Linked DNA regions of Mus musculus: regions 2, 3, 4 and 5 are each linked to region 1. The links are chromatin loops, found by intact Hi-C in ENCODE. Cell type or tissue: left cerebral cortex. All regions are shown on one strand. Links, peaks and the distances in the headings refer to the core of each region. The heading gives the core; the rest is flanking DNA. Region 1 overlaps Iqschfp (Iqcj and Schip1 fusion protein). Region 2 overlaps Iqschfp (Iqcj and Schip1 fusion protein). Region 3 overlaps Iqschfp (Iqcj and Schip1 fusion protein). Region 4 overlaps Iqschfp (Iqcj and Schip1 fusion protein). Region 5 overlaps Iqschfp (Iqcj and Schip1 fusion protein).

Region 1 (6,145 bases), core at 409-5,408:
GTGAGGTCAGTGGGTGGTCAAAAGGGACTCTTAATCTAGGTAGAAATGACAACACTGGATTGACAGGAAAGGTTCTGTAAGTAGGCCTCTTCTCTTGTCCCACATTTCTGATTTCTGATTCGTGGAGGTTTTAGGGCATAGATCTAAGAGGAAAAAAAGCAGCAAACTAACTTGAGGGAATCTTCCTCAAAGAGGAAGAAGACGGGACTTTCCGAACACGTTGCAAATCATTTCTCCACCCTGCTGGACCTAGCTGCTCACTATTGCCACCTTAAAGTTGGTGGGCCTTCCTGTTCCAAAGTGGGAGCGTTCTTGGCAGGGGTTGGAAGCCTGGAAACAGAATGGTAACTGGGCTGGCCAAGCACTTCCCATGGAGAGTGGAGAAAAGGGAGACTTGGTACTTCCCATCTGATCCAGATTATCTGGTCAGAAAATAATGTGAAAGTAGAGATCAATTCCAAGATGTTTACAGCCAGTTTTGAAATGCCACGCATTTCTGGCAGTGCCATTTACCTTGCCAAATGTTTCGTTTAGGTTTCATTTTACATTTCCTGATCACTTCCATCAGAGCTCCTGAGGCGTGAGAGCTTGGCAGCGGTGTGTGGGGGTGGGTGGCTCGGGAGGTCCTGGTGCTTAAAAGCTGGGCTGTCACCATAAGGCTCAATTGATCAATATTTGTCTACCTGCATCTGCTACAGAGTACGTAGCTCTGTGTATGTGTGTGTGTTCTGTATGCATGTGTGTATATGTGTGTATATGTGTGTATGCATGTGTGTATATATGCACATTCAGGTACACCTGCCCATGTAGGAATGTGTGAGGCCAGAGTTTGACATCGCCTTATTACTTCAGCTTATTTTGAAATTCTTTTTCTTGAGACAGGGTCTCTCTCTCTCTCTCTGAACCTAGGGCTTGCAGTTTGGGGTAACCTGACTCCCACTATCAGGGATCTGCCTGTCTCCATGCCCAACCCCAGCATGTTAGGGCTACAGGGAGCACCCAGATCCTGGCTTTTACAGAAGGCACTTTACTTGCTAAGTCATCTCTCCAGCCCTCTAGGTGGCTGTTTTTGACCTAAGCTTTGTGATATCTCATGGTGATCTTCTAAGCAATAATACTTCCCATCTATGACACAGAACACAGGACCACATCCATACCCCTCAGAGGCAGCCAGCACTCACTCCACTGCAACTCAGATCAAAACAAATTTGGAGCACTAAGCAGGCTGTTTACAGATGTTCACGTGAACTGTATTTTAAGTCCTAACCAGTCCCTTTCGACTGAAGCGCTGGACAGACTAGAGGCCTCTTTTCCTGTTATTCACAGGATTGCTGCTTCCAGACAAGTTAAAAAAAAAAGTTTGATTACATTTCCTGACCAGGAGCTTACCTAAGAGGAAATCACTGAGACAAAGGGTCTCTGCACCAAGGCCCCCACAAGAGCCACAATGGCTGAAGGCCGGGTGGCAGCCACTCCCTACCCAGGAATCCCAAGCATGCCTCTGCCCCTCCTTTTGGAAGGTGCCAAGCAAGGCTTGGGGTCTGGTCCAGACTAGTCTCGCTGGAATAAATCAGTTACAGGCCTAAATCTGGTAGTCCAAGGAAACTCTCCATTTCAATGTAGAGTTAAGCACTCTTCTATTCTCACCGCAGAGGAGGCATTTCCTAGCTAACATCTTACAGGGCAAGACTGTTCAGAGGAAATTTTTAGTCCTTAAAAGGTATTCTGTAGCCCGTCTACACTATCCAAGCAAATAGTTTCACATCGCATCGAACCTTCTTCCTAAAAAGAAGGTCTGGCCAGTTCAGGTAGCCCGTGTATGGTCTTGGAATGTTTCCCATAGGTTTTTGGATTCAATTTCCTGAAAGAAAAAACCAGTAAGCAAAGCCAGCCAAGGTACTAGGGGCACCACCACTCAGGACCGCCTTTCTCTCTCCTTTACAATCTTCTGTATGTGTTCTCTTGGAAGGGATGTCTGGCCCCACCTTCAGGATAGATCTCCACCCCTTTCTGACCTCCACTTTAGATTAACAGTCCTCGCTCAGCTCACACTCCCTTTCTTAGCCATACACACACCTCGCTGAGGTCATCCTCAGTGCCTCTGGGAAGGGGAAGGAAACGTGAGCAAAAGCAACAGGTTCCACCCACTGCCTGAACTTGGAAGTGGATACCAGGGCGCGGTGAAGGGAGAGGAAGCGGCCAGGGGGAAGGTGGAAAGGAAATGACAGGGCCTGACCACTGGTCACTTGAGCTCCTACTCGGCATGTGTATTTGCCTGTGAGGATGACAGGAGGTCCTTCTCAGGGTCACTTGGGGACTTCCGCGTGGACTGGGAGGCATCGGGTCCGTGCGGGCCTCCAGGAGGCTTTGCTTGGATAAAGAGCCCAGCCAAGAGGCCTTGAGGTGCGTTCAGCACACAACCCCCTCCCCAGGGCGCGGTCCTCCCACACAGCGAGGTCTGTAAACCTAGCGCCGCTACCCTCCCTCCCCCGCCTCGCCTCGCCTCGCTGCGCTCTCCCAGCCCGCTTCTAGCTCCAGCCTCCGGCGGGGAAAACCGGGCGAGCGGACTGCGCCGCACCCCGCAGCCTCTGGGCATGCTCCGTGGCGGGACCCGGTCTGCCGCCGCCGCCGCCGCCGCCGCCGGGAGGGCGCGTCTTCCCTTCCCCAGGGCGGCGGCGCCTGCAGTGACAGTCGCTGCGCGCCCGGGCCCCGCACACCTTTGACGGAACCAAGCGCTGAGAGGTGCCATCCTGCTGAGGCGTGGGCCGACAGCGCCCCCGTGCCCATCCTTCCCGAGAGGGGCTGGCCGAGGAGGCACGCAGGCGGGATGTGCCCTGCGACAACTGCGGTTCCTTAGAAAGTAAAGCTGAGCTCGCCCGGCGCGGGGCTCCCAGCGGCCGCCGGGAGGGGGCGGGGCGGAGCGGGGCGGGGCCAGGTTGGGGGTGGTCCCAGTGCCCCCGCGAGGTGCGAAATCAGATTCTGCCTCCCTCTTGGGTCCCGCCCCCAGGGAATCAGAATTCAGTGGGAAAGTGTTTGGGAGAATCCTTGGGGTGGAGTGCTAGGAGGCGCCTGGCGTAAAATGCTTCACACAAAGTCCGTGCGCGCCCCTGGGCTATGAGGGTGAAAAGTGCGCGCCCGAGGCTGCGCACCCCTTTGCTAATTTGCGGGTTAGTTAACCGGAGGAAGTCAACTTGTGCGGGGAGGGTTGGAGGCAGCTCAGGCTGCTGTTGGCTCCCGCCCCAAGGCCTCTTAGGGCGATCGCACCTCACGGCTGGCCGGCGCCGCGCGCGGGGAGGTCCGGGTGGGCAGCGGGCGGCCGGAACAGTGGGCTCTACCCGGCCACTCACTCTTTCTGCCTCCCCCCTCCCCAGGATTACCGAGAGGATGGGATGGATCTAGGCAGTGACGCCGGCAGCAGCAGCAGCAGCCGCGCCAGCTCACAATCCAACTCCACCAAAGTGACCCCTTGCTCCGAGTGCAAATCCTCATCGTCGCCGGGGGGTAGCTTGGACTTGGTGTCTGCTCTGGAAGACTATGAAGAGCCCTTCCCGGTCTACCAGAAGAAGGTGATTGATGAGTGGGCTCCGGAGGAGGACGGGGAGGAGGAGGAAGAGGAGGACGATCGAGGGTATCGGGATGACGGCTGTCCGGCCCGGGAGCCGGGGGACGTGAGCGCCAGGATCGGCAGCAGCGGCAGCGGGAGCAGGAGCGCCGCCACCACCATGCCGTCCCCGATGCCTAACGGCAACCTCCATCCGCACGACCCTCAAGACCTCAGGCACAATGGCAACGTGGTGGTAGCTGGCCGGCCGAACGCCTCTCGGGTTCCCCGGCGACCCATCCAGAAGACCCAGCCTCCAGGGAGCCGGCGCGGAGGCCGAAACCGGGCATCTGGGGGCCTCTGCCTTCAGCCACCGGACGGCGGGACGCGGGTCCCGGAAGAACCCCCTGCGCCCCCAATGGACTGGGAGGCATTGGAAAAGCATCTGGCCGGGCTGCAGTTCCGGGAGCAGGAGGTGCGAAACCAGGGTCAGGCGAGGACCAACTCCACCTCTGTAAGTTGGCCCGGGTGCGTGCCCACGCGCGCACACCCGCGTACACACCTCGCGCGCAGCCCACACGCCCCTTCTCCGCGCTCTCGCCGGGGGTGGCCCCATTCATCCTTTCCCGAGGGTGGGGGCTGGGCCGGAGAGCCTGCCTCCTGCTCCCCTGGGGTACGCTTGCTCTGTCTGGGAGCTGTCTGGGTTTACAGGATGGGCGGAGAGAAGGGAGGGGCAGCCAGAGGGCAGCAGAAAGTCGGGCTAGAGGAACCCGCGACTCATTTTGATGGAATTACTTATGGAGACTAGGTTGTGAGTCACTTGCCTGAAAATAAATCTAGGGAGATTTCCTGACCGAAGTCAGTGCCTGCGGGGGCTTTTTCACACTATAATAGTTGTGGCTTTGTCCATCCTCGTGGGTCTTCCAGCGTCTCCCCTCACATCTCCCCCTGAGCCAGGCAGTGCCTGTGCACATGAACTCAGTCGCCTGCCCACACCTCAGATCTGACAAGCGGGTGTGTTCCATCCCGGCTCCTGGATTTGGATGGATTAAAGGCCCTCCTCTGACTTTTCTTCCATGAAACCTGAGCGATTGCTGACCTGGAGGAACTGGGTGAATTGAACTGCCAGGATGAGGGAGGGGGTTGCTGCCTCTGCCTGACTCACTCCCTGTCGGCGAATCCCTTCTTGTTTTGATAAAAGAACCACTTATAGTTCCTTACCGGAGGCTACTGCCTCAATTCTGGAAAAGCCAGACAGGGAGGGGTGCTGGCGTGGAGCGGAAGGAGGGAGAGAAGGAGGGCTGCATCTATAATAAGCTCAGGCAGGTTTGTACTTGTCTCAACATTTTTTTTTTTTTTTTTTTTTTTTTTTTTTTGCCCCAGAGAGGAGAGCAGATAAATGACTTTAAAAGAAAAGCACCATGAACGTAGCTCTCCCTTTTATCACTGTTTAAGATAAAGCAACAGTTGTAATTTGAAATCATTAGTGATATCCCTAAATAGGGCTGAAGGGCACAGTTTAAATGAGCTGCTTTCTGTGTGTGACAGCTGTGTGACAGTGTAGGAAAATGCTTGCCTCGCAGGTGTAATTTGGCTACTCTGAGTCTCCCAGGTTCCTGGAAATTGGGTGCATGCACTTCTGACTTGGGGGGTGAGGGGGGGTGGTAACAGAGTTTCACAGAGAAATTGGCACAGTGTCTGTCAGCGCCCTTGGTTGACAGAGCCCATTGGTTAGTGTCCCTTGAGAGATGACCTATTAAATTAACACACTCGTTTTAATCCCAGCTGTTTATAAGTTTGCCATGCCACCCACAGACGTGGAGTCTTTCCATTAAGCCAATGTTATTTCTTGTCCCTTGCGATACGAAACATCCTCTCCCAGTTAAACTCCCAGGATTTGAGCAATGATTGAAGATCAGCAGTTACATAGCTGTAACTGGGCTAAGAGTCTGGTAAGGTGAGATAGGGTAAACGGTCTGCCCTCTGGGAACTTGACATTTAAAGGCTTGCGGGGACAGAACCCTTCTCAACCCAGTGCTCACACATCCTCTTGATATGGTAGGCAGTTGTTAAAACCTAAGGTACTCCTTCCTTCCTTCCTTCCTTCCTTCCTTCCTTCCTTCCTTCCTTCCACAACAATTTGGAGTTTCTTCCTCCTTGTTCCCAGATTCTCAGGCTCCCTGCTCTTCTAAAGATGTGTGCTCTTGATGTTTTTAGAAGTCATTGCACTTTTTTTTTTTTTAATTTTTAAAGAAGTTTAAAGAACACACACACATGTTGCGGTAAGGCACATGTATGTACCATGATTTACATGCGGAGGTCAGAGAAAAGCCTTTGGGAGTCTCTTCTTGTGGGCCGTGAGAATTAAGCACTGGTCATGAGGTTTGGCGGTGCTTTAACGTGCTGAGCTATCTCACAGGAGGCCGGCTTTGGTTTGTGTTTGAATAAAGTTATTACTACATGTTTGCTTAGGATGGTGTTTTCAAACTAAGATATCCATGAAGTCACCTTAATGCTTAAAAACCTTGCAGTACATACAGACACAGTCACACAAAGCCTGGTGATTTCTATGACTTTCGGGTTTGTGTATGCACTGTATGGTCA
Region 2 (6,145 bases), core at 455-5,454, 78 kb after region 1:
AGTGTGTGTGTGTGTGAGTGTGTGTAGCTCAGTGGATGACTTTGTGTGGGCTGTTCTCTCCTACTTTTGTGTGTGTGTGTGTGTGTATGCGTGTGTGTGTGTGTGTATGTGTGTGTGTGTGTGAGTGTGTGTGTGTGTATGCATGTGTGTGTGTATGCGTGTGTGTGTATGCGTGTGTGTGTGTGTGTGAGTGTGTGTATGCGTGTGTGTGTGTATGCGTGTGTGTGTGTGTGTGTGAGTGTGTGTATGCGTGTGTGTGTGTGTGTGTGTGTGTGTGAGTGTGTGTATGCGTGTGTGTGTGTGTGTATGCGTGTGTGTGTGTGTGTGTGTATGTGTGTGTGTGTGTGAGTGTGTGTATGCGTGTGTGTGTGTGTGTGTGTGTATGTGTGTGTGTGTGTGAGTGTGTGTATGCGTGTGTGTGTGTGTGTGTGTGTGTGTGTGTGTGTGTGTAGCTCAGTGGATGACTTTGTGTGGGCTGTTCTCTCCTACTTTTATGTGGGTTCCAGGAATCAAATTGAGGTCAGGCTTGAGAGTGTCCACTCACTGAGACATCCCATTTGTCGTTCAAGTCAATGGGAAACTAAAATATTAAAAAGTAATTTTTTTTTAAAAAAAGAAGAATCAGTGCTCAATAGACTGAACTTAAAACAAAAATGTCATTATTTTTAAACAAAAATAACAAATATTAATGTCCCTTGCTGAACTGTTTTAGCTTAAATGTTCTTGGGGCATCTGTTTTTTGTTTAAAGCTTTTTTTTCTTTCTTTTCCCTGTACTGGCAGATCATAACATGAAGTCCTTTCCAGTGGACAGTTATTCAGACCAGCCTGCTTCATCTGTCCCTTTTCGTCTTGTTTATACCTTTTGGGAGGCGAGTGTTTTGACAGCATTTGGGATGCAAGTGTCAGAAATCTGTTCTGTCCAAATACCACTTCTGAGTCACTCGCACTGTCTCTGGAACAGCAACTGTGAAGAGTGGGATTGTGTTTAGACCAAAAAAAAAAAAAAAAAAAAAAAAACAGCACTTGATAAATGTCTTCAGGAGCTTATGTAATATATGCCAGAACAGAAAGCTCTGGTGTGTGTGTGTGTGTGTGTGTGTGTGTGTGTGTGTGTGTGTGTCTTAGACTCCTTTCCACGTCTTAGACTTGTAGATTCAGGACCCAGAGCCTTGAGATCAAGCCCATTGCCCAAGTGAAGTTCCAACAGCCTTTGAAATAAGATGGTCTGTCTTGGAGAGTGTGGGATGCGGCTCACGACACCCGCTCCCTTGCATTCCGTACAGATCTCTGCTCTGTGTGCACAGCAGGGAAGGCTGGAGTTTGGGTGGGCTGAGTTTTTACCATTTTGCTTTATAATAGCATTTTGGTCTTCCTTCCATCTTAAGGTTAAGTAAACTTGTTACTCCCCCCCCCCCCCCCCCCGACTCCTGCCTTATTATCAAATGTTCCTTGTCCAACATGGCCAACTCCCTCTATACTGGAGGTTCTGCAGGACACATGTCCATAGTACCTTTTCCTAGAACCCACTGTTCAAGTTTAGAGAATGTAGAGTTGGACCTCTCTTACTACTTTTTATCCTCCTAATAGGAGGTCTGAAATGGGTGTGCATATGAGATAGCGTAAAACATCAGCCTTGGGGACTCTTTCTTTAAAGTATGACAGTTTGAAGCCAGTCAAGGTTTCTCTGAGGACCATTTATGTCAAGAAGAGCCAGAGATATAGATAGTTCAGTGAGTCAAAGTGCTTGTCACCAAGGCTGATGACCTCAGTTTGAGCCTAGAGACCAACATGGTGGAGGGAAAGAACCAACCTGACCACCACTCACTTGCCAGGACACGTATACACTCACCTTACATAGAGACACAAAAGGAACAACAGTGTCAATTGTTTTGGACAACTGAGGAATATAAACAAGGAATTTTTATTGTTTTCCCCCCTAACTTTGTGTCATTGTGTTGAAGAATTCCTTGCTCCCTCCTACATACCCTAGTGTCCTAGAGTGGTCCTTGAGATTATTCAGAGATCAGCCCCCATTTTCTCACAGAAACATACATGATCCGACCTGTATTTCATTTGATTATGGCCTACAGGTCCCAAGTTCTTCTCATGCAGACTCTGAAGACAGTCTGTCCCAGAGATTACCTGTGTTATGTTGGGGTGTCTGTATAATATTCAAGTCATGGATTGGGTAATTTACATATGCAAGGCCCTACCTTTAAAAAAAAGTTTAGTTTTCATGTAATACATAAGTAATACCAACCTTAACATTTTAATAAGTTTCTCCAAAAATTATAGAAACATGATTCCATCATTTTTTTTACTAAAAACACTTAAGAAAAGGTAAATGAGGTATCTTTTTTTTTAAATTACAAAAAAATACATATTTTAATGAAAGTCCTTCCTTTAGTCAGAAAGTTGACAAGATACTTTAAAAATAAAGCATGAATACAAACCTCGCATGTATGTATTCAGGATGTTCCCTTCAGCACGTTAAAAGTTCCGAAAAGATCTTTAAGGCCTGGCTTTCATAAGCACCAACCAAGCAACACTAGCGGGCAGGAAGGATGCTGCCGCAGATTAGGAATGCCCAACTGCAATATTGATTTGTGTCTGTCACTCTCTCTCTCCCTCGCTGGCCTTTTTCTCTATAATGAGTACTAGAATGTTTCCACATCGGTTAACTGCCTTCATAAAGCACCAGAAGGTCACACCAGCCCCAGACAGATCCTTTTCTTTGTGCCTATAATATAATTGGCTGATTGTGCGGGTGATGCGCCCGCCCCCTCCCCCAGGCCGGTCCCAGCTCGGCTCAGCAGCCTGCCTCCCGGTTCCGGAGGAGCAGAGCAGCTTGGAGGCTTCAGAGCGAGCTCGGTGGCTGCGCGCTTCCCAGCACAGGCAGTGCCACTGCGCAGGTTGCTCAGCGGAACAGCATCCATTTTAATCTGCGGGGAGTCCCTGCCTAACCAGGGCGTTCTCTCGCGCCTGTGGATGCTCAGCGCTTTCCCTGCGCAGCCTCGCCCAGCAGTCCAGCTTTGGGGTCTGCGTCCTAGGATGTACTGAGATGGTACATCAGGAGAACTGCTCGTACCAGGTAAGGTTGGAAGCTTGATTCTGAGGCCCTTACCCTATGGGAGAGGCCTTGCTCTTCTAGGGCAGCAGGTTGCCTCTTACTGGATTTTCAGGGGATTTTTGCCATCCTGGGCTCCACTCCCGGCCTTCATTGCATACAGTATCTGAATTCTAATGAGGCTTTCTGAGGAGTAATGGGGCAGAAACGCCGCTTCTTTGGCCTTCCTTTAAAAGCGTTTGTGGAATACATGGTGGTGATGCGTGCTCACAACTGAAAAAAAAATGTGATTATTGTTCATTGCATAAGAGGTCAGTTAATTAGAGTCCAGTTTTTAAGACTGTCTATGAGAAAATTATTTACATTTAAAAGTCCTGATTGACGATCTTAGAATTTTTCATAAATCAGTCAGCAGGCATTTGGCATTTCAAGTTGCACTGATATCTTTATGAAGCTGTTTTTGCCAGTATGCTCTTTTAAATGATTAGCAGGTAAAAAATGATAGTACCAGTGTGGATTACAAACTTCACATAGAAAAAATATTCAGTAACACATGTTCATCTTTTAATGTGCTAATTTGCTATCTGGGGTTAGGAATTCACCACTTCAGACAATTTCCAAAGCTCCTTTCCCGAGTGAGTGTTTCATAACTCCTTCCTACCACTTGGGCTGTAGAGGCAACACTGTAAACAGCAAGAATGTTCTCAGAGAAACTGCTCTATGCAGTGGCTGGCCTGGCTGGTGGACATCCTGGGTGGCTGGCATTGAGATATTTACTCACCTGATGGAGTTTCTCAGAGACCAGCTCTCTAGCTTAACAAAGCCTCTTCCTGGTGAGAGGTGGGTTACCTGAGCCAAGCAGGTGTTTCTCTGAGGGTCACATTTCAGTGTGAATGTCTGCAGGCGGAAAGTGGTGCATTTCACAAGACTCCAGGAAGGCAGCTGTTGCTAGCTAGCTAAGTGAAGCGTGCCTATGAAATATGTCTGGGTACTATTTTTGTGCTTAATAATCAGAATTTTATAATCATAGGCCTGCTTTGTGGCATTTTCATTTGACGAGACATTTGGCTCCACATATAGATCCTTAGGTATCAGGATTTGTGTTTCACGGGCGTTCTTTCCATGAGAAAGTGAGAGAACTGAGAAAAGGCACGCGTGTAGGGTGGGGTACATCCGGCATCCATGGACAGCCTCATGTGTAGATGGCTCAATAGGGCTGTAGGAGATTAAATTAGTGTCATAATTAAAACAGTCTTCCGTCTTTCTTTTCAGAGAAGCTTTGTAATTTATGTCAAAGGGGAGGTTACTAGAGAGAGGTACACTCCCTGTGGGTTTTTTTTTTTTTCACTAGGCCAAGCACAAAGTCATTGTTTTTGGAAGGTGAAAAATTGGTCATTATCAGCAGTTTCATCTGGAGAGGGAGGGGCCACGTTAGCCAAATGTTTCTTCCAAAGGAAGACAGATGTGACTTGTCAGGAACTGAGTATTTAACAGTGGCACTGTATGTTTAACAGTTTTGAAGGCTTTATTGCTTCTTTCTGCAGTAAAATCATGCGTGTTGGGGTTGTGATGATAGTTAATAGACGGTGTATCACCAATGGGGGCACGTGTGTGGACTCTTCTGAAATGCTTCCCTTCAGGGCTAGCTAACAAAAACAGAAATGTTAGCCCTGATGCCAAGTCTTAATCCTGCTTAGAAACCTTAGTTTTAGAACCCATCTGGCGTCACATACGATTGGGTTTAGAAAAAAATGATTTCTCTAAATCCTTAGCTTGATGCAGTCCCAAGTCACTGGTGTTATCAACATTTTTTTTCCTCAGAAACTTGCCCCCCCCCCCCCCGCCGCCGCTTTTTTTTTTTTTTTTTTTTGGCCTGGGACCTATTTGTATGTTAAAATGGCAGTGTAGAGCAGTTGTGGCATATTGCTTAGGCTAGTAGGGCTTTTTGTTTTGTTTTATTTTTTTGAACCAGAATTTCACTCTGTATACAAGACAGGCTTGGAGCTCACAAATGTCATCCGGCCTGTGCCTCCCCAGTGCTGAATGCCCATGTCGCCAATCCCAGCAGGTGAGCGCTCCTAAGGGGTTAACAGAGGTTCGTTGGCAGGTTGATTATTTTCTCGCATCCGTGATGTCTAGTGGGATTTCTGGAGGGCCTTCTAATGGAGCAGCTATGAGTGGGGGCTCAGACTCCAGGCTCCTGAATGCTGTGTGCATATCTTGGCGCACACATATAGATGCTGCCAGTGCTATATCATCAGATGGCAACAGGGTTCTTCTAAACGACTTACTGGTCTCTGTCCTTGTCTCTCATCACTCACAGTTTGTTTCCAACATGGTATCCAGAATAAGCTGTTAAAATCAAGGTCTTATCATGTGCCACATCCCCAAATATCTTGAAAGTTTATCATCCCGCTTAGAAGAGGAACCTTGTTATTCACAGGACCTGGGCTTTATACCAGTGTCTCCCACCTCTCCATCCCCTCACCTCCATTTCCTCCTGGGGTCCAGCTCTGCTTGCCTTTACTCGTCCGTTCAGTCCCTCTGGTCCACCTGGTACACTCCCCTCCCCAACCCCACCCCCAGAGGCTTGTCACATTTACCATTGGGTGCATACTTGTGCTAAAACATTGTTAGCCCTTCATCTGGAATTCACAGTGCACTGAGCAACCCTACCCTACACCTTGTTCTTTCTTCAGGCCTTTTCTGGGGGTGCCGCCTCTTTAGACAAGCCTCAAGTTTTCCTACTTTTCATTATAGTTCCCAAATTTGTCTTTATAGTAAGCATTTGCCACCACCAATGAGTACCAATTTTACTTCACTGTCTGTGTTTGGTTTCCATTGCTGTATGAGAATGGCTTCTTTTCTAAGGTCTCCAGTACCGTGCATGGGCAGACATGTCTGACCAAGTAAAAAGGCATTGTGAATACTCTCCTCCTTCCCTCTTCGGACTTGCCTTTCTGTGAGGGATGCGGGTTGCCCTCTTTCCCCTTACGTCCATTTTCTCATCTCTGAAATGGGGTTTTGCCTGTTGACACAGCATAGCCATTGTCTGGTCCTCTGCCAGAGGCCATGCC
Region 3 (6,145 bases), core at 363-5,362, 110 kb after region 1:
TCTTTACACTTTCAGAATTGTTAGTATATAAGTTTTAGTTTGATTGTTTAAGATAGTTTTTACTGAGCTTCATATTTCCCATGTTTTTTTTTGTTGTTTTTTCTTTTGCTTTCCATCTGATAATAATTAAGTACTGGATAATAAAGGCTATTTTATTGTCTTCTGTTGTGGGCTAGGTTGTTTTGACATATATCATCTCCTCAGAGAGACCTTCCCAGGCTGCTTTATTATAGATAAACACGCACACCCCGTCACTTTCTCTTTTATCCAGTTTATCCACTTACCTCGACATGGTTCTCTTTAGACCCATTACCCTTATTAAGACATTTACAGAATGTCTATAAATCTGTTCTTTGTCTTTAGCCAGCACCCAAATGTAAGTTATTGGGAAGCAAGTCTTTGGTGTGTTTGTTACCAAGGCAACCACATGACATGAGGTCAACTCTCCAAGTATGGTTGAACAAATGAGTCGGGATCTCCACGATGGAACTAACCAAACTGGGGCAGTCAGTCCTTCACTGGAATTCAGTCAACTGAACGTATCTAGTCTTTTCTCTTAGTCTGTGACTTACAGTAGAAAAGAACCGCTGAACCTCACTGTGAGGGGTTGTATGCAAGTCTGGTAGTGTCTGATGACCCTAGGAAGGGAAGGCTTGGAAGTTTAGTGTGTGTTTAGGGTACTCCAGTCTAGAGCACTTCTGATGTGAGAATAAACTTCCTGATTCTTCGAGGCCAGAGATTAGCCAGGCAGAGAGCTGGTCTAGATGGTCCTTTCAAGTACAGAGTCTGTGAGTTGCTCTGAGTCTCTGCACCCCTGAGTATTCGCAGGATTCTGCAGTGTCAATTTCTGCTCCTCCAGTAGCAGCCCCTCTCACATGCCGCTGAAACACTTGAATATCTCTGTACATTTTATTTTATCTTCCTAAGATTTTCATACTCTTGTGCTGGTGTTTCTCTTTCCTGGGTATCTGTCTTCCTGTCACAGATGTTAGGAGGATTTCATAAGAACAGGTAGATAGTGGTATCCACCACGTTATGCTTAAGTCTCATGGAGGTTTTCAATATTTGTCTGGTTTGAGTTCATGTTTCTGTTTTTGTTTTTGAGACAGGGCCTCACTATGTAGCTCTGGCTGGCCTGGAACTCAACATGTAGACCAGGCTGGCCTCAAACTCACAAAGGCTAGCCTGCGTCTGCCTCTTAAGTCTTGGGATTAAAGCAGTACACCACCACACCTAACCTCAGCAGAAATACCTTCTCAAGTAAAATTCTACGAAGAAACCCTGTATGTAAAACCAAATATTCCTTCTCCAATTGGAGAGTACTGAGGATCAGGAATTGGGGTTCCCAAAAATTGCTTCCCCCGTCCTCTTTTCTGCCCTTCTACCATTTGGTTCCTATCTCCATTTCCCAGAGCCACTTGAGACTTAGAGCAGAGCCAAATTGGAAAAGCACCGAGTCCTCTTCCCCTGGAGACAGCTATGCAAACACGAATGTACTTCGAAGTAGCGTATAACAAGCTGCACTTGTTGGCTCGCCTTGGAGAGATTATTTATAGAGTGTTCTCTCAGAGGGACTCATCTCTGTTCTAGGATGAGCGCATCATTTGCGAGAACACCATGACTTTTCTAATTTCTCTCAAGGTGATATTTAAGAAGGATCCTAAATGTTTCTAAGAAACATCGCTTTATCTTGTAAATAGAAAATCTGTTATGATTGACTACCGTCATCCTCATTAGCCATAATGTAGTGTCAGGGGGCGGAGGGATCTCCAGGAAAACTAAATTGCTGTTAGATATCCCTATTATATAACCTGTGGTCATTGAGGCTATTAAGGATGTAAATTTTCTCCGTAAGTGTTTTTATTGATTTCATTTTGTTCCTTGTTAATTTCATATGCGTTTAGAAGGCATGCTGGTTCCTCTCTCTTGTCACCTTCTGTATCTTCCTCCCACTCCTACCAAACCCGCCCCGATCACTACCAGTCATTCCAAAAGCATTTCACGGGGTGGGAACTACCTTGTCTCTTACAGAAGTATTTGAGGATGTCAGCTCAGCACTACAGTACTCCAGAATGCACAAGAGCAGGTGTGTTGCGTTAGCTACACATCTAGAACCAGATAGACCTGTTGTGAATGCACTACCCTGAAGACTTCGGTCCTCAGTATGAAATGGAGTGCAGCCTTTACAACTAATTGACAGAGCCAGGCCTGGTAACACAGGCCCAGCACAGAGAAGACTGAGGCAGAAGGAAGAGTAAGTTTGAGGCTGATATACGAAGCACCAGGCAAGCTGGGGTGACCAAGTGAGACTCTATGCAGAAACACCCCCACCAAGTATTGGATTCTGAAATTGGAAGCTTGTTTTCTAAGGCAGGGCCTACTGAAGTAAATGGGATCTTTGGAAACCAAATCAATCTACCTCCTGTTCATGCTCATTAAAGGGTGTGAACTCACCTGCAAAAAAAAAAAAAATTAGTCATATTCGTTATGTAAGAGGTGTGAAGGTGCGTGAGAGTCCGAGTGTGTCAGTCGTGCCTTCAAGGTCAAGGTTGGGATGGTGCACCAGGTTTCAGCCCTGCTGCATTTGTCTGGATGGTGTTATCTCTCTTAAAGCAGTTTTTTTTTTTAAAGTGGTAAGTGTTAGATGTAAGCTAGGCTTACAATAATCCCATAAAGACATTTTATACTTAATACCATAGCCAAAGAACGTTGGAGATTGCTGCCTAACACAGCTCATTAGACCTGACACATGTGGAGTGTGGCTTACATGGCGTGTCACATTTTCCTGCAAAATTTGCTAATCCAGACATAATCACCTTCTTAAAACTGAGACTGTGTGATCTTTGTCATTCTTCTATCGTTTTGGAAAAGGTCTTAACTGCTTAATAGGAAATAAGAAAAATGGATTACCTGCTTTTTTTTGAAATGAGATTTTCCAAGAAATATCCTAGGTTTAGTAATATTCGGGGTGTGGGGTAGGTCGTGCTGCCTTGCGAAGGCTGGCCTTCACCTCGCAGCCCTCCTGCTGCAGCTTCCTCCTGCTGATGGCACGGGCTTGCCCTCACTCGCAGCTTTCTGTTTGCTTCTGGTGTAAAGCTTCCCTGCACAGTTGTCACTGGCCACAGTCAGGATCGGCTCTTGCTCTCCTCCCACATCTTGAACTTACGAAGCTGAGTGTTGAGGAGATAGAAGGAGGTCTTGACGCTGTGGGGACACAAGATGAACAGCCATTACTGATAGGCGTCTAGGAAATCTTTTATTTATGAGCATTACAACCCAACTGGCCATCAAGAAGAAAACTTCCCTTCCTCGCCTCTCTTTGCGGTAGCCCCAGATCGGTCTGATATTTCACTCTCTTTCTACCTTAACTCGAGATGGATTTTCTTCAGCATACGCAGGTATAAAGGCATCCTAGACAACCGTCTTCTTGATCACGCTCGCAGAGCGATCGAGGAGCGGGGATGAGCTCTATCCTTCCCTCCAGGCTGTGTGATAAAAAACAAGTTCCCCAGAGTGTTTGTGAGCAGCTGGTTTGAATAATGATTACTGTTTACTTATCTCAACTATCCCCAAATCAAAATTCATTTCTTTCTTGGCCTTCCATGTTTATTGGTGAATGACTGAAGCAAGGCCAATTACAAACACCTGCTACCTCCTCTGTGTTTGCGTGGGAGAGGGAGAAGCATGGCCAGCTTAGCTAGACCCAAAACAGTGGGTCTAGGAAGCTTTAAAGAACCGAGATGCATGGGACTTTGAATATGGGAGATCTCTCTCTCTCTCTCTCTCTCTCTCTCTCTCTCTCTCTCTCTCTCTCTCTCTCCCTCCCCCCCCCCCCCCCCCCCCCCCGTGTGTGTGTGTGTGAAGTGAGCCAGCATCATTTGCCAGGAAAGTGAATCACTGTCTTGTCTCTAACAGTAATAATTTTCGCATAATTTCCTGGAAGTAAGTGGAGTGGCTGTTTTAGCCCGGCATGGGAGAAGAAAGAAGCTGACCTGTCTCAGTGCAGTGAGACTCCTTCTACAGCATCTTCCTTGAAATGAGAAGTGCATACCAAAGTGCCTTATTTCTAATGCATGGTGTATCTTTAAAACTTCACATTGATCTCATACACATGCTATTAATTTGTTTAGAAACAAACAAACAATTCTTCACATTGGTAGCACCAGCATCACAGCAAACTGCGGCTATACATCCACTTTTAATTCTTTGTGAATTGTCGTCTCATACTCTACAGAATGCCTTTCTGTTTTGAATGCCTTGTTTCAAGGAGACCTTATTCTAAAATATTACACAATTTCCAAAGTGAGACAGAATTTAAAGTGGATCTTTTGAGAAGTAATAAGATTAAAATAGCAAAACAAATTTAATTAAGTAAGCAATTTTTCTCTTTCACAAATCCGAAAGAAAAGTAAATTGGTGTTTGTGAAATTTTCTTTGTCTAATAAATAGCCTTGCTTTATAATAATGCCAGTGACCCCAGTTTAATTAGGTGCAATTAATTTTGTGCAGGCTGAATTTGACATCTTGCTAAAGGCATAACCAGCTGTACCCTGTCTTATGAATTTTTTTATCAACAATGAGAATTCAATTGCCTGCGCTATTGCACAAAAAGGTGGGGGTGGGCACAGGGCTTCATGTTATATTTTTTAAAAAATGGCCTCGGTGGACAGCAGAATGTTAATTACAAGAGCTTCTAGGATTTGGCTTTCATCCTACATCATCTTTAATGTGTTCTCATGGTACCATCAGTGCAGTTAACACCCCTCCCTTAGACAGTGGTCACGAACATGCATTGGGCGTTGGTTGTGAAACACCACTCCCTTTTGGAAGCTTCACCCACCAACAGCAGTGAGCTGGCTGACTGGAGGTCTCCCAGCACCGTTCCCTCTCCCTCAGAGTTGCTCACTGAGCTCAGAATTTCATGCTCCTCCTCAACCAAGCAGCTCAACTGAGCCTCATCCCCACCCAGGATCACCTTCTAATTCAATCTCACGTCCTTCAGCTTTATCTTTTGCAGATTCTCATATGCATGAAACCCATGGAAGTGCTTTTACTGAGAACACAAACCCTTCCATGTTGTTGTTTACATGGGGGTGGTGGGTGGCCATAATTTGTTGTGTCTTTTCAGATGTATAATAGATTTGTAGTTAAGTAGATAAGTAAATAGTAGCAGTAAAAATGCCTTTAAAAGAAGACTCATGCCTTTCCATCATAGTCCCCGTTCTTCCAGGCTTTGGTGTCTCTCATCAACTGTTCCCGGATTCATCCTCCCACATCCCACTCAAACATCCCACAGAACAGAGAAATGACGCATCTACACACTCAGTTCACAGCAGTGCCTCTTCACCATCAAGCGGTCCAGAGCCCTGCCTGGATCAGTCACTCGGAAGGAGGTCGGGCGTGGCAAGTCGCAGCAGGCTCTGAGGAGCCCAGGGCCTGACTGTCACTTAGTAGCACTTGCTAATGACATCACTGTGCCTCAGCCTCCTGATCTGTAAAATGGGATGATAACTGTGCCTTCTTCATAAGGTCCCTGTGAAGATGGCAGGGAATGTACTCAGGAGCGTGCCTTGTCTGTACTGCCTCGGTATTTGCTGTCGTCATTTCCGTTACGGCTTTTATTTGCTTCCATCTAGTGCTGATTATAGCACATGAAAAATTAAAACACAACAAAACACTGCTGATTAAATGTCCCCTGGGCACTGAAACTTTTGATTTTTGTTGTGGAGAGACTTATTTTAGACTTGTTTGGACGTATTCATTTTATATGATGTTTTATCCATTCTTTGAGAATGTCACACAAATTATTTGGATCGTATCCACCCCCTCCTTCTCTCCGTAGCTCCTTTCAGGGCTGCCTCCCACCTCTCACCCTCTCCCAAATTCCTGTTTTGCCGCTGTTGTTTAATAATCCAGAGTTCAATGTGTGCTGCCCATGTGCTCATGGTGGGAGGGGCATCCAGTGGAGTGTGCTTAACCCACCTAGGCCAAGTCCGTAACAAAAATTGACTGTCTTTCTCACTCACGCACCTGTCTCAATCCACGCTACAATGTTGACTGGCTTGATCATATGCAGGTTGTATGTAAAAGCAACAGCATTGCTGTGAGTTCATGAATCCAACCGTCCTGTCACAGACCTGTCATA
Region 4 (6,145 bases), core at 422-5,421, 430 kb before region 1:
GAAAGTAAAAAACGGCAGATCTGTTTAATCGACCCAACATTTGGTCATTTGGAGAAAGGGATCCCTGTTACTGGCCTCCCGGTCACTAGAGGGCGCTTGTGAACCACATTGGAAAATGCTGGGCGGTGCTTGGTTTATAAGTAAAAAAGAAAGTGAAAATTGAGCTCTTAGGATGCCTTTGCTGTGAATGTCAATAGAAAATGCAATGAAATGATTGTGAAGAGTCTATGAAACTCTATTTCAGAAACCGTTTTTGTCTGTGAGTTAGGGATTTAGATTCAAACTGCCCCTGTATTCTAGCGTGCTTCTCAATTTGTGGGTCGCGACCCCTCTAGCAACCCTCTAGCTCCAAAAAATATTTACAGTAACAAAATCAGTTATGAAGTAACAACGAAACTACGTTTATGATAGGGGGTCACCACAACATGAGGAACTGAATTAAAGGGTCGCAGCATGCGGAAGGTCGAGAACTGCTGCTCTAAAGGTCCCAATTCAGGGCAAGTAGCTGCCGCGCTGAGTCGGGTGACCCACTGTGTGCGCGTTAGTGTTCTTCAGTCTTTGAGAGTTGTTGACATCTTAGAATGTATCCTAGCCTCTTCCGCCCTGCTCCTTCAACCCTATCACCTCAAGTGTTTTGGGTAAACACTTGAGTAAATGATTGTTCTCCTGGGCTGTGGCTCGTCCAGTTTATTTGTATCCGCCCCTGGTGCTGAGTCCTCTAAACCACCCAATCTCCTGAGTTCCCTGAATCTTTTTCTAATAGAGGAGCTTGCATTGTCCAAACTTCTCCCTGTCAACTGGCTTTTTCATAAGGTGTATCCGACCCGATAGTCACTCTAGTGTAGTCTAGCTCTGTGGGTTGAGGGACAAAGAAATCTTTAAACTTGTGCAAAATATAAGAGTCAAACAAATCTTTCAAAAAGTCATTATTGCAATCTGCTATCAGAAAGCAAGCAGAGCCTGATCAGAGTTCTAATAGGGGCCATTGATCATATCGATGACTTTGATATTAGCGGTGACAATCATGTGACAGCAACTGTACAAAATAAGACACACACAAAATGTAAGACATAAGCAATATTAGATATTGAACTGTTTCCAAGCCTCCAGGGTGTCAGATAGGCAAATATCCAAGACTTAATTGTATTCTCTCAGTGCTGGGCATCAAGCCTATGTAGGTCTACAAGTATTCTACCACTGAGCTATAGCCCTATCCTACAAGGCACAATGTTAAAAAAACAAACAAACAAACAAACAAACAAAAAAAAAAACAACAACACAAACCTGTGCTTAGTGGGTTGAAGTCAATATAACTGGATAAATGTTCTTCTATATTCCATGGTCATCACTCATCACTGCAGCAAGACCCCTTACAGAAACTTATCTTTACATCTTTTGGGGCTTGCAGCCCACATAAAGACAAAGTAGAAAATTAGTATGATTTACTCTGAGCAACCTGTCAAGCACACAGCCCTCTACCGCTCTCAGAAGGCCCTGTTTCGGAGGCTTGGTTTCCCTGCCCACTGTGAGTTGGCTCAAGTTTACGCAAGGCACAGGATGCTCCTGTCTTAAAGGCAGCAGGTTCTACAAATGACCAACAAAACCATTGAGAGCTTTGGTGCTACAAACCGCCAGGCACATCGTATTATCCTTTCTTTATTTCTTCAAACCTTCAGCACAAGCCCTCCGGGAGAGTCCCTAGGCCTGACTTGTGCTCCTCTTGTAGTTTGCTGAACCTCTTGTTGTAACTGCCTAGACCCTGTCCAGTTTCCTTGACTGCCTGTGTTGTCTCTGGAGCTAGATCAGCTGTTCTCCACCCACACACGGTCATAGCTTCAGTTACTGCCTGTCCCAGATGTGCATCCCATAGGGAACCAGTTCCTTGATCCAAACTGAATCCTCTCACTGACTTGAGAATGGCTCTTCTGGGTGCTTCTGCTCACTGTTTTGGCAGAACACAGTGATTAATATAGAGCCCAGAATGTGTCTGCTTTAAAATATGGAACAGCGGGCGTGTTTGAGCATGAGCTCTCAACTCCCCCTTAAGAAGAACTGAAGATTTGTCACATGCCTGGCTCTTGGCTAACACTTCTCAGGGGTTACCTCATTCAGTCCTCTCAGTGTCCACGAGAAGGAGGCACAATTATTATCTCCATTTTACAGACAATGGAAATGAAATTTGAAAGATGAGTAGCCACCCTTGGGTTACACACCGGACCAGAGCTTGCCCACTTCTGTCTTCCATCATTTCACACAGCTTGAAAGCAAGCCTTCATTCAGGCATGCTCAAGGAGGAGGGGCAGCAATCAGCTAGTGCATTTGTAAGACTACAGTTTGATAGCTCTAAACACTGAATGAAACAGTTGAAAAAGCCCATTTGATTTTATAAATTGCCTTACTCCGTGCTCTTTGATTAAAATCTCAAACCTCAGCTATTCAGCGCCAAATTAAAGAGCAACAGGAGGGGAGATAATATTAAGTTATGTTAGCAATTTGCATATTAAGTGCCCTCATACTGTAGTGTATCATGTTGTAACTGGAAAGTTTGGGTTTAGAAATAAGAAATTTGAATAGCAACTGTAATTGGGGAATGGAAATGGTAAGTGTCGAGGTGAGGAAAAGTTACCTTTTCTATCTCAGAAACATTTCTTCTTTTGCAAGAACAACAGTCAGAGTACCAGTACAAAGTGAAAGTACCTGTGGTTTGTGATTTGTCTAGGAGGACACAGACTCTGAGATGGTGACCTGTGTAGAAGTCGTTAGCATGCACTCAGGCAGACAAAGGCTGAGATTTTACAAGTTTTTAATCCCATTTGGCTTGACATGGTTGCCAAGACCCTTTCTGCCCTCCTAGACATGGTCACTTCCTCTGGGTGGGTGTCATGTCATCTTCCTGCCTGTAAGAGGCAGTATGGTACAGGGACTGAGAGTGGTCTGATAAAGCCATGTGGCTAAAATAGGGGTCCCCACTGTTTCTGTGCATCTAAGACATCACTTGAGAAGTCCTTCTTCATCTGCCACTGGAAGTAATACCCACCTCACAGGTGGTTTGTATTGCTGTGAAGATTAAAAGACATGCTGTCTGTAAAACTCAGCACAGAGCCTGGGGGCTAGAGGCTCTCAAAAAAATAGTTGAATCTGTTCTTGATGATATTCAGTGCACTTTTCTCATTTCCATAGCACTGTTGAAAACAGTGTACACTACAGGGAGGAGGTTTTTGACTTGGTACTGAATGGGGCCCCACACTTGTTTGAGATTCTCCAAATTAACCCATCAGAATCAGCTTGTCCTAGAATGAACATGTGTATATGTGGGTGCATAGTATGATAACGACATAATAAAAAGTGTACATCGTTAAGCATGTATTCTTACCAAAGCCTTTGACTTTCTGAGAATGAAACAAAATTTTAGTCTTTGTGTCTGCATGAGTGGACATCTCCCGAGAGACCATACTTCACACGTAGTGGAGGAGTTGCGGATCATCTTTCCAGAGGATTATGAGACCCTTGTGAAGCAGAGTGAGGGGTTCTCTTCATACCAGCAGCTGCAGAAAGCCCAGGTTCCACGGATCACCCCAGTCCCACGCAGAAGGATTGTAGTTCTGAGCAAGTTCAAAGAAAAAAGGTTTGGACCACCTGAAGATCCTAGTGCCTCATTTGTCCTGGAGAAAGGGGCAGTCAGCTCATTTGATTACTGGCATTGTCCACGTGGCTCTAGCTTTTAGCAAGAGTCTCTAGACATTCATGGATTCAATAGATCCGCCAAGGCTTTCCAAACACTCTAAAGTCAACCATGCCCCTGAAGGCAGAGCTACAGCTAGTCAGTCTCACATCACGTGTAATGATTACTCGTTTTGGATCTCTAATATCCAGATTTTAAGTACACCAGGAGGAATCTGGTGTGTAAAGGGATTTGCAGTCAAGCCATGCCCACTCAGGGGGAAGAGCATACTGGGCCCTGAAAGAGGCTTTGTAGTGACCCTTTCCAATACAATTTCCAGTGTTGGAATTATAGAGAATGAAAGCCTTGTGTTATGTTTAATAATTTAACAACCCAAATTTTCCGGGTCAGAGGCAAGTTATAGGCTTGTATCCAGCTTTTACAGATTTAGGTCTCTTGAGTCTTAGTGTTTCAGTATCCAAATTTCATCTCCCACCCTGTGTCTCAGACCCACAAATAGCACGGAGAATAGAGCAACCATATGAGAAAAGGGGGGAGACTCCTATTTACATAGAGCAGACCCCGTTCTCTTGAAACTGAGTGATTGAAAATTAATGAACAAAGTTTCAGAAATTATTTTAGTAATAAAGAACAATGTATGACAGTGTACAAAAAGATATTTTGTATAAAAACGTCTTCACACATTTCCCTTTAAGTCTTTGAATATTCATTGATAATACAAATTCTTTCCCCCAATATTTCTTAATTTTATTGTTTGAAGATAATTTTACCCTGGCAGGTTTTAAAATATGAACAAGCTGTTTTGGTTTGGGGTTTAAAATTTTTCAAGGCTCAGGGAACACTGTGGTGGAAGAAACGGGGAGAAAAGTTTGTAAGAGCCAAGGGGTCAGAAATTATGCTGTGAGATTTTACCTCCTAGATATAACAAGAAAGCTATGATACTTCAACAATATGGCTACTTAAACAAGACATGAACATTAACAGCACCAATAGACATGAGAATATGGAAGGTGAAATTCTCATGGGACCTCATTCCTAGACAAAGAACTACAGGCATGTAATGACAGCTGACAGGTGGAAAAGTAGTTTCCTCTGGATACGAGCCTCTAATTGGTTACCCAATACCTAGTAGTCATCCCCAAATCATTTAAGTACAGGCAACACTAAACTGACTTAGCAGGCTGCATTTGAATATTTATGAACATACACACACCAATAATGATTAAGGAAAAAGAGGCCATATTTGAGAGGGCATGGTCAAGCCCTGGAGAGATATGCCCTCTTCTGGCTTCCACAGGTACTAGGCATGGATGTGGTTCACAGACATGTATATAGAGGCAGGCAAAACCCCATAAAAATAAAATAAATTATTGTTATTGTTAATAATACAATTTTAAACTAAAAACAGATATTTTCTAAAACAAGAAATAAATAAAAATTTAAATTGCTAACCCTTAAATATTGACTGATGTACAAAATTGTGACTTCATTGATCACTGACTCGTTTACTCTCCTAATATAATGAAGATGCCATTGGGATCTGAAAGCTAATATCAAGACCTGTGTGTGGATGGCAGAGCACTAGTCACCAGGTAATGTGCCTTCAATAAACACGGTAGAAAAGAAATCTCACTTGGTTGTAGACACCTGTCCTCACCATGGTCTTGTCCCTGCTCTACAGCTTAAGTGACAGAAGATGGCTCTTTGTCTTACATGCACACTGAGCCCTCATTAACATTGTACCAGACCTCACCAGATCGCATGAAGAACATGCTAGGGTCCAAAGAGAAGTGGGATGTGGGAAGACTGGATGTGCTCCACTCTTATAGCTACTTTGCTTGGAAATCTTTTGGTCCTTCGGCTCTCTATGTTTGCCTATTATAACCGAGATGTCTGTGGTGGGATAAGACGGCAGAGTTACTCACATCCTGAATTAAATCCACTTTGTTAGTTCCACACTCCTTCTGCAAACTATCTGAGGGGCTATTGTGCACCTTGTTACCACACTAAGACACTGGGACATGGTGATCACTACTAAATCAAGCAAGCCTTACAACTTGTATACCTGCACAGACTCTATATAATTCCCTAGGCATGACTGGCAGTTCTTGTAACAAACATACCAGTAACTTAAGGGAGATACTCAGATTTCTTTATTTCTTGTGTAGACTTGAAATATTTTCTTATTAATAAAATCTAACTTCCACAACATCTTCTAGGGTGTAATTTTCCAGAACCTGGTACCAGAAATAGTACTTTTTGTAGCTATTAGCAGATGTTACTTGGAAGGAAGATGAGATAGTCAATTTATTTACCATAGGATTTTGTACATATCTATTGTGTCATCGCAGACTTGAATATGCAAAAAGAGACACTTTCGCACATTTCCAATCTTCTTTCTCCATAAAATACATTATTAGTTTTATCTTATCAGAAAATTGATCCATAGAATTCAGTGGCTCA
Region 5 (6,145 bases), core at 659-5,658, 130 kb before region 1:
GCTTCTCCAGCAGATACCCTTGACCATACTGGCCAGCAGCATGGCCTGCCTGGGTGGTGACCTGAGCAGCTTCCTTGTAGAGAGATCCCCACCCCAGTCCTTCTCTGTTGTCTGCAGCTCTTTCTCTTAGGAGAAGAGTCTGTTGTTGCTTGATCTTACTGTATTTCATCCAGTCACAGACCCAGACCATCTTCTGTCCCTCCTGCAAGTCCCTTCTACCCTGTAACAACCTCTGTAAATATTCATGACACGGTAATTTTTGTAAAATGTAAAAATAAAAATTGTATTAAAAAAAGATATATACTTAGGGGCAAAACCTAAAAGGAAACTCCTAAATGAAACTATAGTAGAAAACATCTCAGCTATACATAAAAAAATTGGATTCCAAACACAAGAGGCATTTAGGATGGATACAGAAAATGTGGTACGTTTACACAATGGAATACTACTCAGTTATTAAAAACAATGACTTCATGAAATTCTTAGGTAAATAGATGGAACTTAAAAATATTATCCTGAGTAAGGTAACCTAATCACTAAAGAACTCACATGGTATGCACTCACTGATAAGTGGATATTAGCCCAAAAGTTCAGAATACCAAAGATACAATTCACAGACCACATGAAACTCAAAAAGAAAGAAGACCAAAGTGTGGACACTTCCATCCTTCTAGGAAGGGCGAACAAAATACCCACGAGAGGGGATACAGAGACAAAATGTGGAGCAGAAACTGAAGGAAAGGCCATCCAGAGACTGCCCCACCTGGGGATCCATCCCATATACAGTTATCAAACCCAGACACTACTGTGGATGCCAAGAAGTGCTTGCTGACAGGAGCCTGATATGGCTGTCTTCTGAGAAGCTCTGCCAGTGCCTGACAAATACAGAAGTGGATGCTCACAGCCAAGCATTATACTGAGCATGGGGTTGCCAATGGAGGAGCTAGAGAAAGGACTGAAGGAGCTGAAGGGGTTTGCAGCCCCATAGGAGGAACACAATATGAACCAACCAGACCCCCAGAGCTTCCAGGGACTAAAACACCAACCAAAGAGTACACATGGAGGGACCCATGGCTCCAGCCACATACGTAGCAGAGGATGGCCTTGTGGGATATCAATGGGAGGAGAGGCCCTTGGTCAATGAAGGCTCAATGCCCCAGTGTAGGGAAATGCTAGGACAGGGGAGTGGGAGTGGGTGGGTAGGGAAACATCCTCATAGAAGCAGGGGGAGGGGTATGGGATAGGGGGCTTTTGGAGGGGTAACTAGGAAAGGGGATAACATTTGAAATATAAATAAAGACAATATCTAATAAAATTTTCAAAAAAAAAAAGACATTTAGGAACTTGCACATAGACATGACCAGAGAGAAACCTGATCTCTCATAGTCAAGATATCAAAAATTCAAACAAATGGAAAATATCTTTACTGGAGAAGAGAACATGTATATATATATATATATATATATATATATATATATATATACCTCTTTAATTTAAGTATTTACTTAGCGTTATAAGGAATGGCATAATGTGAAACAAATGCCTATGTTTTCCCTCTTTTTATGGTAACTGTCTTGATCTTAGGTTTAGTGGGAAGTATATATGCCCATCTGAAAGCTGTGTAAAACTGGGAGATTTGGAGCAAAATGAACCTGCAGTAAAACTATAGTATGTACCACTCCAAAAAATCTACTGGGCATGTTTGTAGAATCTGCCTTGATATCAAAAGAATCTTTGTTCTCTCCCACAATTCTCTGTCACACGGGTATAGGACAGTTTGGCAGTGCTGAGTCAACAACAAAGGCCTTCCTTCTGCTAACCCTGACATTTCAGGAAGGTCAGGCTCTTTCTATGAGATAGAAGGTTAATGTTTCCAGATCCATGCAAAACTAGTCAAAGAACCAATGGCTACTGTTGCTTCTCATATGTCCAAGGCATCTTATCAAATATGTTTAGTGCTATATCCTAAGGAAGAGTTGTAATACTATAGTTATTACTTACTGTCTTAGTCACTGTTCAATAGCTGTGAAGAGATACCATGACCAAGGCAACTCTTATCATAGAAAGCATTTAATTAGGGGCTTGCTTACAGCTCCACAGGTTGGGGACTGGGAAAAATTACACTGGTCTTAGCTTGGTTTTTTTTCAACCTTACAGCCCACCACCACCACGCTTCCTTTAACAAGGCCATGCCTCCTAATCTTACCAAAGAACTTGACTACACAGTAACCAAGTACTATATATATATATATGTATATATATATATATGTGTGTGTGTATATATATATATATATATATATATATGTGTGTGTATATATATATATGTGTGTGTGTGTGTGTGTGTGGTGTGTGTGTGTGTGTGTGTGCGCGTGTGTCACATGTGAGACTATTGAAGCCATTCTTTTTCAAACTACCAAACTTACCAACTGGGGCATTGTGCTTAGCATTAAACATGTATCTTCCATTCAGTTCTCCCAGGAACCCTCTCATAGTCTCATATTACAAGTAAGAATGAGGGGCTAGAGAGATGGCTCAGCGGTTAAAAGCACTGACTGATCTTCCAGAGGTCCTAAGTTCAATTCACAGTAACTCCATGGTGGCTCACAACCATATGTAATAAGATCTAATGCCCTCTTCTGCTGTGTTTGAAGACAGCAACAGTGTACTTATATACATAAAATAAATAAATAAATCTAAAAAAAAAAGTAAGATGAGTGGTTTTAAGACTAATTAGCTGTCCCCTAGGTAGAATCAAGTGACCTGCGACTGCACGGCCATCCTCCAATCATCTCGTGTTTGGCCTTTCTAAGTAGTCATCACGCTATTCTGAACTTTTAAAAATATTGGCTTCTCTCGTGACTTTCCCTAGAGCAATTGGTGATTTTTGTTAGCTTTCAAGATATATAATATGAACTGTGAATTTAAGAACATAGAACAGACTCTCCAGGTGACCTGTGTCCGAAACAGATCCCAGGACTGGAGGGACACAGGAACCACACAGACAACAGGAAGCAAGTCAGCTGAAAGGAAAGTACCAGCTGGACACGGAAGTATGCGTTACACCCCAAATGTATGAGTTGTGGACTCACTTCTTTAGAATCTGATACCCAAAGCCACACACAAGGCAGAGAGATAAACCTACAGATCAAAGGACCAGCTACAAATAATATAGCACAGTCTGGACCTTGAGCTACATGAATAAGAATGATCACCAAGAAGTTCACCATCCTAAGCCTAAAAGAGCCTTTGAGCAAAACAGTGTAAACCACAACACCTACCTACACTTCTTTCACCTACAGCACTTACCCTTGCTTCAGGGCTTGGGTTTGTGGCAAAGCTCCCTAGATGCCCTGAAAGTACACCTACTCCAAAGCTTTTCTTCTCAACTCCCAACTTATCCCCACCCACCCACCCCAGAATAGACTCATTCTCCACCCTCAAGCTTCACAGCTTCCCTTTCTGTACTGCTCCCTCCCTTCTGTCTTGGGACTTTAGTAAGAGGGCTGACTGTACTTCTCTGTAGATGTAAAGGACAGAGAAGAAACAAGCTGACAAAATGGGACAGCAGATGCATGGGAAAGGACTATTGCTGAAACCTCTCCCTGGTGAATAGTTTACCTTCAGGAAGATTAAATAAAAATACCATATAGGCTCTCTTTGTCTTTGACTCTCTCTCTCTCTCTCTCTCTCTCTCTCTCTCTCTCTCTCTCTCTCTCCCATTCACACACACACACACACACACACACACACACACACACACCTATGATACCTTTTAAAACTGATGCTAAAGGGATCCCCACTCCAGAGCTCAGCTCTTTTTTTTCTGGTCTTGATAACAACAAAAAGGAAAAACTTGTTTCCTTGGGGAATGAGGTTTGTTGAGCACACATTTACATTCACTTGTGGACCATGTTATCTTTGGGCCTCTGTCTTATTTGGCAACTGATTCTTGGGGTGCCTAATCAGACATTTACCATGGCTCTCCTGGGCATGAAAAGACCATTATATAGTGCAACAGACTCAAGGGCTTAAATCCTTTCACCATCAATGTTTAGAAAAAGAAAAGAAAAAAAAAAACTTGCCTGAGCTAGAAACTATGCCTAGTAAGAGTCATTTTCACCCAGAGAACCACTCAGTTGCAAGGAATCTCTTCCTCACACTGGTAACCTACCAGCTGTGATATTGTGTCTTCCCTAGAGTAATTCCTGAAGAGCCACTCTCCATGTTGCTTTCCTGGCATCCTTTAGTACATACCCTGATATTAGCATGTGTCTTCAGGGAAGACAGCTCTGCCAGGCAGCTGCCATCTGACAATAGAAGTTAGGTAGTTACTAGTGAAATTACAGACCACAGGGTCGGACTTATTCCAGAAGATAAATTTAAATCTTTCTTACACTCAATTGCATGATGGGAGAAATATATTACACACAAAGGTGTGTTAGGCAAAAGATGAAAAAGCAGCATTACCTTGCTTTACTATCTGTCAGGCATCTGTCTAGGCACAGGGCTTCATTCAACCAGAACTCTGTAAGAATAATATTATCATAACCCCTTTTGACAGAAGGACAAATTGAAGGCTCACAGATGCAAAGTAATTGTCCACCAACAAACAACTCTTTAATGTTAGCTAAGCCAGGATTTGCACTTGGATTCGTGTAGCATACAAGCCAGATCCATACACTGAAGTGTGTTATGTCACCTGTAAGTGAAAACCTAACTCACAGTGAGCATGATAAAAATGCATCTCTCTGCACAGCCCAGAACATTTTGAGCTGACTTTAAAAGCACTGGCATGAGACAAATTATGTGGTTTTGAAATGAGACTCTTATAGACAGTTTCTCCAAGCATACAAAACAGTAAGAAATCATCATCTGGCAATATGGCTATATTAGCTACTTTTCTATTGGTTCAATAAAACACCAAGGCAATTTATAGATGAGACTCTTTCATAGTAGAGGAACTTGGCAGTAAGCAATCTGGAGCAGATAGCTGAGAGCTCACATCTTGAACAGAGAGAAGCAAAGTTAAAGCTTGTGGCCAATGACATACATCCTCTTTGAAGGCCACACCTCTTGGGCCACCCCCAAATACCACCTACTGGAGGCCAAATACTTAAATGCTCCAGACTATAAAAGAAATCTCTTTAATCCATTAAAACATCATGGAAACATGCTGAGAGGTCTCTAAACCCTTAGAGAACTTGAGGGCCAAGGCTGTCAGGAAAGGAAGGGTTCCTGGGGGCAACTCCAGCATGCTGCCATGCTGTGCTGGGTTTCTTTCTCTAGGTAAATCTCTGTTTGCTTATTTCAGAGGTTTGTCTACACTATCCCATTTGGACAAAGCCTTTGAGCTTTCCTTTGAACTTCTGACTTAATAATTTATTACTCCAAAGTCTCTGAGTCTGGTCACTTGCTTAAAGGGGGGACCATGCTTCTTAGCAGGCCTGTTGCTTACAGATCAACAATGAATTGTAGTTTCTAGAATGAAAATGTTTTATTGCATGCATAATCTTAGGCTGGCCATATCCTTCCCTGGTCCTAGGCATCTATCCCTTGGGGCTATTCTACCTCCTTTGCCAAGACTGTGGCAAAGCCAAAACAAGAAAGTGTAGGCCCATATGGACCACAAGCCTTGTAAAGTGGTGGGTTGTTTATCGCTGTGTTTATTCCCTGAGCTCTGGGTCCTAAGGGGAGAACTGGGATTTGTTTGTGTTTACAGCCAGGTCAGGTATTATTTAAGCAATTTCTCACATTTAATTCACTGGACATTCAAGATGTTTTAAAAATCAATACAACATGCACTCAGCATTGAAGAAAATAAATAACATTTGTAAAACAATGGGGAAGTAGTGGAAGGAAAAGAGAGGTACCAACTCTGCCTTAAAATTCAAGAAGGGGGGACTGAAGAGAGGGATCTGCAGGCAGTTAAGGTTGCTTGCTGTATAGCCATAAGGAAGAAAGTTCAGATCTATCCCAGCAGCTGCTTAAGAAGCCAGGCACCCCACTCCTGCCTGTAAACTTAGCTCCAAAGCAACTGGAGACTGAATGATCACTGTGGTTTGCTGGCATCTGTCCTAGGACGAAACAGAGAGGGTCAGAGAGAGACCATGACTCAAAGGGAGAGCAGAGAATGATAGGACAGGAC

Evidence for each region. A loop is a pair of places that touch in the nucleus more often than their neighbours do. Peaks named below come from ENCODE experiments on the same cell type or tissue, not always from the same donor. Only the 100,000 strongest peaks of a DNase experiment are listed, where the experiment ranks them.
Region 2: a loop joins it to region 1, with 4 times the contacts of the local background. A loop is called at or near these places in 2 of 42 quality-filtered maps.
Region 3: a loop joins it to region 1, with 3 times the contacts of the local background. A loop is called at or near these places in 2 of 42 quality-filtered maps.
Region 4: a loop joins it to region 1, with 5 times the contacts of the local background. A loop is called at or near these places in 8 of 42 quality-filtered maps.
Region 5: it touches region 1 in a loop (1.9-fold over the local background); 2 of 42 quality-filtered maps call a loop at or near these places.

What each region holds. Positions count from the first base shown.
Region 1 is chr3:68,491,203-68,497,347 of GRCm38, forward strand. Iqschfp (Iqcj and Schip1 fusion protein) reads left to right here. Exons shown (of 11, transcript NM_001113419.2): 5 at 3,372-4,055. Schip1 (schwannomin interacting protein 1) reads left to right here. Exons shown (of 8, transcript NM_001113421.1): 2 at 3,372-4,055. Among named protein-coding and RNA genes, the nearest start is that of Gm22073, 53 kb to the right of the region's middle. In left cerebral cortex, for the core only: CTCF peaks have their summits at 2,885 (motif pointing right), 3,084 and 4,288; DNase peaks (open chromatin) are centred at 2,182, 2,850, 3,702, 4,285 and 1 more place; H3K4me3 peaks cover 3,712 bases; H3K27ac peaks cover 3,435 bases.
Region 2 is chr3:68,569,572-68,575,716 of GRCm38, forward strand. All of the region lies in intron 5 of Iqschfp (Iqcj and Schip1 fusion protein), which reads left to right. All of the region lies in intron 2 of Schip1 (schwannomin interacting protein 1), which reads left to right. Among named protein-coding and RNA genes, the nearest start is that of Gm22073, 25 kb to the left of the region's middle. In left cerebral cortex, for the core only: no CTCF peak of the experiment used is centred there; DNase peaks (open chromatin) are centred at 913, 2,813, 3,188, 3,856 and 3 more places; H3K4me3 peaks cover 3,442 bases; H3K27ac peaks cover 3,911 bases.
Region 3 is chr3:68,601,594-68,607,738 of GRCm38, forward strand. All of the region lies in intron 6 of Iqschfp (Iqcj and Schip1 fusion protein), which reads left to right. The region is part of intron 3 of Schip1 (schwannomin interacting protein 1); the gene reads left to right. Among named protein-coding and RNA genes, the nearest start is that of Gm22073, 57 kb to the left of the region's middle. In left cerebral cortex, for the core only: no CTCF peak of the experiment used is centred there; DNase peaks (open chromatin) are centred at 1,152, 1,514, 1,966, 3,144 and 3 more places; H3K27ac peaks cover 4,739 bases.
Region 4 is chr3:68,056,453-68,062,597 of GRCm38, forward strand. The region is part of intron 4 of Iqschfp (Iqcj and Schip1 fusion protein); the gene reads left to right. Iqcj (IQ motif containing J) reads left to right here. Exons shown (of 4, transcript NM_177585.3): 4 at 1-141. Among named protein-coding and RNA genes, the nearest start is that of Schip1, 5.3 kb to the right of the region's middle. In left cerebral cortex, for the core only: CTCF peaks have their summits at 2,891 and 4,978 (motif pointing left); DNase peaks (open chromatin) are centred at 1,987 and 2,913; H3K4me3 peaks cover 168 bases.
Region 5 is chr3:68,364,785-68,370,929 of GRCm38, forward strand. The region is part of intron 4 of Iqschfp (Iqcj and Schip1 fusion protein); the gene reads left to right. The region is part of intron 1 of Schip1 (schwannomin interacting protein 1); the gene reads left to right. Among named protein-coding and RNA genes, the nearest start is that of Gm22073, 180 kb to the right of the region's middle. In left cerebral cortex, for the core only: no CTCF peak of the experiment used is centred there; DNase peaks (open chromatin) are centred at 3,435 and 4,759.